Linked DNA regions of Homo sapiens: region 2 is linked to region 1. The links are chromatin contacts, found by Hi-C in ENCODE. All regions are on one chromosome and are shown on one strand. The core of a region is the stretch at or near the end of the contact, and the rest is flanking DNA. Distances in the headings are between cores, read along the strand shown.

Evidence for each region. A loop is a pair of places that touch in the nucleus more often than their neighbours do. Pooled maps may share reads with other maps.
Region 2: a map of OCI-LY7 shows a loop between it and region 1 (6-fold over the local background). The contact joins the promoter of DOCK7-DT here to the promoter of NFIA in region 1. A Hi-C loop is called at or near these places in 2 of 168 maps with a recorded cell type or tissue (OCI-LY7 and naive thymus-derived CD4-positive, alpha-beta T cell) and 6 of 50 pooled maps.

The regions. Positions count from the first base shown.
Region 1 is chr1:61,080,550-61,085,072 of GRCh38, forward strand. NFIA (nuclear factor I A) reads left to right here and starts at 2,012. Exons shown (of 11, transcript NM_001134673.4): 1 at 2,012-2,269. The coding sequence starts at 2,243. RefSeq lists a silencer at 1,288-1,582.
Region 2 is chr1:62,686,609-62,691,131 of GRCh38, forward strand. It overlaps DOCK7-DT (DOCK7 divergent transcript), which reads left to right and starts at 1,874. Exons shown (of 2, transcript NR_185999.1): 1 at 1,874-2,044. It overlaps DOCK7 (dedicator of cytokinesis 7), which reads right to left and starts at 1,778. Exons shown (of 50, transcript NM_001367561.1): 1 at 1,619-1,778. The coding sequence starts at 1,656. RefSeq lists a silencer at 1,131-1,880 and an enhancer at 2,890-3,184.

The sequences.
Region 1 (4,523 bases), core at 762-3,261:
AGTTATAGATCCCAGCAAAGGTTCTCGTGGCCAGGGATGTTGTCTCTGTAACACAGCTTGGCTTTTAGGACATTCCTCCCCTACTAAAATCTGAGAGGAACCAAGGAAAAGCAGTGGGTTAAGTTTGGGAAAATGGACTCTCTCATTAAAGGCTGAAATCATTATTTCTCCTCACTCCTTAGTAAATAATCTTGAGAGATTTCCAAGGATGTTCAGGAGGGAGGGTGGGAGAGAGAATGGTTCTTGAGCATTCGGGAATTATTTTGGCAATAAAGTAACTAAAGTACAAGCATAAAATAACTTTAGACAGATGCAGAATTATTTCAGAGGTTCTCTTTTGCTCTTTCTCCAGTACAGTATTTCCTGCCCCTTGCTTTGAAAAGAAGTCTGAATGAGAGTGGCCTTAACACATCACTCACCCTCACTTGTTAACACATCACTTACCCTCACTTTCCTACAGGAATGTCCCCTCTTTAGAGACTCTCTGGTTATGTCACCTCCACCGAAGGGCAGATTCCCCTGTGTGCCAGTGTCTTTCAACATGATACCTACCTCTTTCCTTTTGGAATTTTGAGAAGGGTTGTCAAATGCAGCATTTTGCAAACCATCATGAGGAAGAGAAGTAAAATAAGGGATGGGGGCTTAGAAGAGGCAGGTAGGCTTTCCCCCCTCCGAGAGAGGAGAGCCTAGAGAGAAAATATGAGGTTAAAAAAAAAAAACTGGAAAAGCAGGCTTACTGGCAACTTGCCAAACCCTAAAAACCACCCCCCTCTTTTCTGCCAAAACAATACTTTAGCAAACCTAAAATAATTGCAGGAAGCTCTTTTCCATTTTAAGAACTATTACCTGGGGGAGGGAAAAAAGGGATTCTTAAAAGGCACCCTTCCAGAGGTGTCCCAGAAACTGGGACGGTAATGATAGCCTATGTCCAGTTCTGGGCACGCGTTTGTGGATCAGAATATCTCCCTTCCCTAAGGGGACATCCCTTTCACATATTTTTTTCCTCCTAAAAAGTAAAAGATGTCACAGCTAAACCACTGTTGTTTCTGAACGTGATAGAACTTTTTCTATGGCGTCTGTGTTCAAACCCACTAGTTTCACAGTCCTGGGAGGGATAACGCTCATTAATCTCCGCCTTCTTTTCTCCAGACCCCCGCCCCCCAAATCCGGTGAATCTTCTGTGGGCACTGATTCCTCACCACCCCCGCTTCTGAATGCCACAGGACCGAAGCTGCACAAAGTTTGCAGGATTGTGTGCATAATTACCTCTGCCGACGAATCTATTCCCACAGAAAGCTTCGCTGGAGAGATTACAATGCTTTGAGCCTTACCGCATTTCAGTGGGGGAAAAAAAGTTACCTAGGAGGTCTGATTTTTCAAAGAAATTTGCATACATGCAAATGTGCCGCCCGGCCTCCTCCTCGGTTCTCTACGTGCCCACGCGGTGGCCCGGGGGGTGCGGGGCAACCTGGCAAAGTTGCCCAAGTCCTCCACCGAGGTCCGCGGAGGTCTGCAGCGGGGGTGGGGGGATGGGGACGAGGAAAAGTAGTTTTGTTTGCTTAAGCACATCCTGTGGCAGCCTATAGCTGCCCGGGAGTACAGACTGTAACTGCTCCTCACTGCGTTACCCAGTAATGCGCTGATCGGGGGAGGGGGCGGGGGGGCCGGGGAGCGAGCGGGAGAGCGAGCAAGCGAGCGAGCAAGGAGCGAGCCACGGAGAGAGCCGGGGAGCGAGCGAGCCAGCCTGCGAGCGCGAGCGGCCGCGGAGGCTCGGGACCCGGCTGGCCGCGCGGCGCCGCAGCCGCCCCCTCCCCCACACCCCCTCCCCCCCGCGGCGGCGGCGCGAGCGGGCGGCGGCTGTGCGGTGCGGTGCAGAGCGGAGGCGGAGGCGGGCGCGCGGGCAGCTCGCGGGCACCCGGCCGGGCCGGCGCGGGAGCGGGAAAGGGTGCGCTATGCCTTTAACACCCGCGTACAGTAGGCATGTATAGTGGAGTGTAGGGAAACTCTAGGCGGGGTTAAAGTTCAGCTCATGGAGCGGCAATAGCGCTGGCTGGCTGGCTGCAGTTGAGCCGACTTGGAAATGTGAACGCAAGAAGCAGGCTTGATTTTTTTTTCTCCCCCCTTCTCTCTCTCTCTCTCTCTCTCTCTTCCTCTCTCCCTCTTTCTCCTCTCTCACCCACACTCACGCACACCTCCAAACCGCACACCCAGACGCACACGCATACCCCAGCGCCCGGCAGTTATGTATTCTCCGCTCTGTCTCACCCAGGTAAGCCGCGGCGTGGATGCGGAGGGCTTGGGGGCCGGGGCGCCGGGGGCAGGGCTGGGGCTGGGTGGGGGGCACCGGGGCCGTCGCTCCGGCCGGGCCCAGGGCGTGCGTCTCGGTGTGTGTCTGTGTCTGCGCGTGTTTCTGTGTGTGTGCGCGCGTGTGCCCGCGGGTGGGGGGGGGGATCCCGCTTAAAGAAAGTAACTTTGTTTCCATGCGGGTGCATTCCTCTTGCACGGCCATTTGTGTGGGCACATGGCTAATGGCGCCCTCTTATTAATGCGTTAATTAATATCGGGGCGACGGACTGCGGAACAGCAGTGTTTTCGGACACCCCGCACGTGTTTCGGCGGGGTTGCAGTCCATGACACGCAGAAATCTGGCTCAGCGTTTCTGCTGCCGGGAGCAGGGATTCCGTAGTGCCGCAGCGCCCGGGGAGGGGGCCGCCGACGGAGCCCACCGCTCACCCCGCACGCTCGGGCCGGCTGCAGTCCTCGGGTGCGGGGAGACCTCGGGTGCCTGCGCCCAACGGCCCGCTCCCCGCAGCCTGCGCTGCCGCAGCCCCCCGCCGTCTTCCCGAACTCTTACTTTTGTTTATTGTTTGTCAGCCTTCGGGGTCCGGCCGCGGAAAGGACGCGGGCTCCCGTCCCGGCCCCGGCCCGGACAGCGCCCCTCGGACGCGGGCAGGCTGCGGCTAGCCCTCGGCTGAGCGGGGCTACGTGGACGCGCGTTCCCCCGCGCCGGCCGGGTGGAGCCTGCGTCCTCGCCGCGCGCCGGTGGCCCGTTGGCTCTCCCGGAGTGAAAGTTTCGGGGCCGAGACGAGCCCACGTTGTGCAGGGCGCCGAACGCCGGAGGCCGCGGGCCGCGGGCCGGGTAGCGCCGGGCAGAGTTGGGCTCCTAGCCGGGAGCCGGAGCGGCGGCCCGGGCCGGACACGGCTCCCCCCGCCGCCGCCGCCGCCACCACCACCACCGCCACCGCGCGACTCCGGCCGCTCCGCGCGCAGGACGGGGGCAACTTTTCCCCTCCGACTCAACTCAGAGCATGGGGCTCTTGCGCCCCACCGCCTCTCCTTTCCGTGCCCCCCTGTCCATTCCTCCCTTGTCTACCCACCCCCAGGCAAAATATTGCTACTTCGAGACTTCAAATCCGGTCCCCTTTGAATATGTTATTTGTTTTCCTTGACTAAAAGGCTTGAAGTCAAAGTGGTTTTGCGCTATTTTTTTTTTAAGCGTGAGATTTCATACTGCTTTGGTACATTAGGATCTGACCATTAATCACCTACATGAAGTTATATGCTTCACATAAAATGTTTATTCACCTCTCCCTTAAAAAACCTACCACTTCTTGCCTTCATTTAGTAGGAGATAACGGTTTAACCGGAATAGTTTCTGGAAGGCTAAAAAGTATCAGTAGTTTTCGCTCTCCTCTCTAGATTCTGGATTTATTTCCCACATGACATCCCTTCTTATTGCAATATCTAACAGTAATAATACCGGGTATTTGATCTCAGAAGACTCTTAAACGCATCTTTTATGTTGAAATGGTCTGTTTGGGATTTAGGCCTAGCATTAATAATGGATAGCAGTTACTTTTAGTTACTGTAAAAGTTTTTTTTTTTTTTCCTAACAAACTTCCAAAGTTCCTATTTTAGTAACTTGTGGAAGTATGGAATGAAACTTTTCCAACCACTTCTGGCAAGGTTCACAATTGCATATGGATAAGATGCAAAGTGTAAGATAATTTGAATGAATTACGGACTATAGTGAAAATGCTGAGATTCGAAGGCTGAAGTTCTAGCTGGCAGAAGTTTGCAACACACAGAACTTGTAGATAATATCAGCGAGCTGCAATAAAGGGAAAGGACCCTAACAGATACATTAGTGTCTTCTCAATTGAGCTCTGAAAAGATAAATTTATATTTGGGAATGGTGCATATATGAGGGCACCTGTATATCCATGCAGGCCTAGGGCACAGTCAGGTATTTAACAAAGTTGGCCTCTGTTGGTTCATGAGGTATTATGACATTAAGAGAGTTTTTTTTTTTCTTTTTTTTTCGGCTTACATATTCAGCAGCGTTGATTGATGCATTCACTAGGCCTTCTTCTGGAAACACCACTAAGAGAAATGCTTATTTAGTGTAACAGTTTGTAAAGAAAATGTACAATAAATAGTGAATGAGGGCTCATATTTTATGGGTTCTGCTTTTAAAAATTTATTTACAATTTATTTAACTTGCTGGGATATTTATAATGTTT
Region 2 (4,523 bases), core at 624-3,123, 1.6 Mb after region 1:
CAGGTAGTATAGGCCCTGTACTATCCTACGCACATTACACAAATTATGCCACTTAATGTTCACAACAACACTATGAGCTGGGTCCTATTATTATTCTCATTTGCCAGACGAGGAAACGGAAATTTGGCCCAACAACTTGGCCAAAGTCCCAAGCTAGAAAATACCAATCAGGATTTGAACCCATGTCGGGGTCTGAGAGTAGAGCCCATGCTCTTAAACACTTGCTATTTTGCCCCTTCAGGAAAAAAAAAGTGCTAGAACGCTGGAAAGAAAGAAAAAAAAAAGCCTCTGCCTCGAAAGCAGCTAGGACGACAGGTGCAACACCACACCTGGCTAATTTTTTTGCAGAGATGGGGTGGGGGGGACTCGCTATGTTGCCCAGGCTGGTCTTGAACTCCTGGCCTCAAGCGATCCTCCTGCCTCGGCCTCCCAAACTGCTGGGATTACAGGCCTGAGCCACTGCATCCGGCCCAAAATTTTTAAAGAAATGTCAGCAAACTAAAAAGACTCAGAGCCACAGAACTACAACTGCCCCAAAACAAAAAAAGGTAATTTAATATGAATGCTTCTTTTCTTGGGACATCATAATTCACACAAATATGATTTTATTAAAACAAAAATGTCTACTGTCTCATACATAAGTATACTCCACAAAGAAATTCTACAAATATTAGAGTCCTCTGTCATTTAATTTTTATTTGGCGGGTGGGAGAAAGGTGGCAACCAACCACCACAAGTAGGTGAAAGGCTTTGAAACCTCCACCTCAATCACTTGCTTTACTTCAAGACTGCAATCACTTGCTTTACTTCAAGACTGCTAACATATAAAAGGATGTCAGTGTATAAAGAACACTGCCTATCATCCATCTTCTCGGGTGCTCTGAGAAACACAGGCGCACAGTTAAATTCACAGGCGAACTCAGAACAAGCTTCAGCCTGCAATCCGTCAGGGATTCGGCAGCTGCACACCGAAGGTGCAGCCCGCAGCTCTCAACTTTTCATTCTGTCCACACGTTTTCAATCCTGGACGCACAAGTCCACTTTGAACCTGGCCCGAGGGTGCAAAGAGGGTTCCTGTCAGATTTCTCAGGAAGAGAGAGACGCGTGAAGGAGGGGCGGCCTCCCACCCGCCCCGAGCCGCCGCGCGTTTCTCCTTTTGTTGGGGTGGAGGAGGGCGGACCCCGCACCCTCTAGGGGCCAAGAGGGGTGGGCGGAGAGACGGGAGGGGGCGAAACGCCGCGGCGGCCCCCGACGAGCCCGGGGGTGGGAACACAAAGAATTTGGGAAGCGGCCGACCGCCCTTCCATAAACCTCCGCAGAAGTCCAGGCCCGGGCCGCCGAGGAGCAGGAGGAGGCGGGCGCGCTGGAGTCCGCGGCCCTCTCCGCTCCCTGCCGAGGCTCAGCGGCGGGCGCGGGCTGAAGGCCGGGGTTCGAGGGCGGCGCGAGGCCTCCGCTACCCCCTCAGCCACCCCGAACCCCTTCCGCCCCGCCGCGAGCCAGGCCGCGGGATCCCGGTGCCGGCCCCGCCACACCCACCCGCCTCCTAGGCCAGGCCTGGGAGGACTCCGCGGCTCTTTCTCGGGCGGCGGCGGCGGCGCGCCCCACGCCGGATATTTACCTGCTGATCTTCTGGGCGAAGGCGCGGCGCTCGGCCATGGCTGCTGCGGCGACGGCGACGGCGGCGGCGGCTGCGGCGGGCCGGGTGCGGACCGGCGGGCGCGTGCCTCCTCGCTCGTGCTCCCTCCCTCGCGGCCTCCGCCAGTCCGGGCTCCGGACCTGGGAGGCTGGGGCTGGCGGCCGGAGCCAGGAACGAGCCCTGCCGTAATGTTCCTTAGAGGCGCGCAACGAGAAACCGCTCCTCCCCCAGCGCGTCAATCCCGGCGGGAACCCCGGCTGCGGAAGGCGGCTGCGGCCGGCGGGAGCCGAGGGGAAGAATGGAGCGCTGAGGAAGCGAGGCGCCAGCCCCAGCCGCTTCGCTGCCGCGGAGCCTGCACGACCGAGAGGTCGCGGAGAGAAGCCAGAGACAGGCCAGCGACCTGGCGAGGCAAGAAAATAAGATAACCGAACGCGTAGGGGGAGCTTGGCTTTCCCGAAATGGAAGGGAAGGAAATGAAAGGTGGGCTTTGCCGAGGGGGCTGTGCTTTAACCAAAGCCCTGGATGACTGGGTTCATGTTTCTGCAGCACCGGTCTCCGAGCTTTTTAAAGCACTTGGGTTTCTGCTTCGGCCTCATGAATGCAGCCTAACTGGAGAAACAGTGGTTTTTCTTATAGAGAAAGAGCCAGAAAATACCTTGCTCCTGCAGCGATAACAATAGTAATAGTTGACTTCTGGTGCTTAGCCAGCCACTGGATTAAAGTTTTTCAAGCACGAGCGCTTTGAAGTAGATCGTTACTATCACTATTTTAGAGGGAAGGAAATTGGCTTGGAAAAGCTAAGTGACTGGCCCCAGGTCGCACAGATGGTAAACTCTTCCACTGAGACTCAAACCCAGAGCCGGTTCTTTTCTTTGAGGACAGTTGTTTCCGTATTATTAACCCCTTTTGGATCTCTCTCTGTCTCTCATACATACATATATATATATATATATATATATATATATATATATATATATATATATATAAAATCCAGGTGAGCTCTAACGTTCACCCCCATTTTGATGTTCTGTTAAATAAGCTCTGTGTTGACCACTGAAACTGACCTTGTCCATAATAGCCTATAAAACAGAGACTAGCAGAGATTTGTTTTCATCTGTTCTGTTGTAATCCCATAATGTCTAGAATATTTGGCTCCTAATGCATATCTGTTGATACTGAAATTATGGTGACACTAAGAAAAATATCTTGGTTTCTTGTAGTACCTTTCCTCTTAAGTATTGCAAGAACTTAAAATGTGTATTTATTTATTGTTATTATTATATTCTCAGTATGTCCTGGTGGAATATGTTGGATACCTGTTTTCCTCTCTTTTACCATTGGAAAATCTGTAGCTTGGAGCCATTAGGTCACTTGCCAGAGTCACACACTGAGTCAGAGGTGAAAGCCTCAATTAGTCAGATCCATAACTTCCTGTCTAGTGCTGTAACTTCTGTGGAAGACTGTGTATTTATATAACAATGCTCATTGCAGTAACACACTGCTTTTATTTATTGATTTATTTATTTTAGACAGAATCCCCCTGTGTTGCTCAAGCATGGAATGCATAGGGCACTGCAGCCTAAAACTCCTAGGCTCAAGCAATCCTCTTGCCTCAGCCTCTGGAGGAGTAGCTAGTACCACAGGCTCTTGCCAAGGCGCCCTCCAGTAACACACTGTTTTCAGATGCTTGTTTACTAAAGGAAAAGATAGTCTATTCAAAGAGGACAGATATTTGGCTTCTACCTAAGTATAGAGCCCACCTAGGTGTTCTAAAAAACACGAAGGTGAACTAGACACAGACCTGCTCTCAGAATGTTTGAGTCCATTGGGAAAGATGAACCAGGTACTCACAGACTGTAAGTCAAGGCTATCACTGTACCTGGCTTTTAAGACCCTCTGTGATAGGAACCCAGACTTATTTTGCCACTTTCTTACTCTGTAACCTTAGGCAAGCTACTTAACTTCATCTCTAAAAGGAGGAAAATAATTATATCTACTTGAAAGGGTGTTGTGAAGATTTATTGAATTGATTAATATAAAGTTCTTAGAACAGGGCCTGGTTCATGGTAAGTACGATGTGTGTCAGCTGTTGTTATTATTATCACTGTTACTGTCATTATTCATCCTATACTTAAGCTTGTCCTGGGTGTTTGATAGTCCCTGAATTGGTTGTCTGCTCTCATACTCCCAGCCAGATGTTGCATGCCTTTATCTCTGTTCTCCAAACATCTTTTCACTACTCTCTTAGAGAACTGGCCACATTTTGCTTTGAATAGTTCTTTGTATACATGACTCACTAGTTGCCAAAGTGTCTGAAAGGACTTTGCATGTACTCTGCAGCTTACTGGAAACATTTAGAGCAGGAAGAGGACAAGCAGGATCACGCTGTAAGCAGGGTAATTCAGAGTCTGGGGAACACTCTAAGCAGGAAGGGTGACCCCCTACCTCTGGGGAAGAGCTGGCAGTCACAGACCAAGTCATGTTGGCTGGTATCCCTGCCCCACAGGGTTTCAATGTCAGGAAAAGATATGGAACGCAGCAATGGGAGTGACAGTGGAATTGCTTCAGCTGACTAGCATCCATGCTCCCTATACCACCCCCTACACACACACACACACACACACACACACACACACACACACAGGTGTCAATCCACTATACTTCTGGGGAGCTCACTCCACCACCCTCAGTTTCAAGGGTCTTTTGACCTGGGCCTCACCAAGCAAAGCAGCACACTCCTCTGGCTTCTGTAACTGATTTAGGGATAGGCTCATGAATCAAACCAAGACAATCGGGCCCAACCAGAATTAGAAATTGCATTTGGTATACCAGGGCACTCCATCTAAAGAAGGCCTACCTGAGAATGAAGCCAAGCACAGCAGAGAGG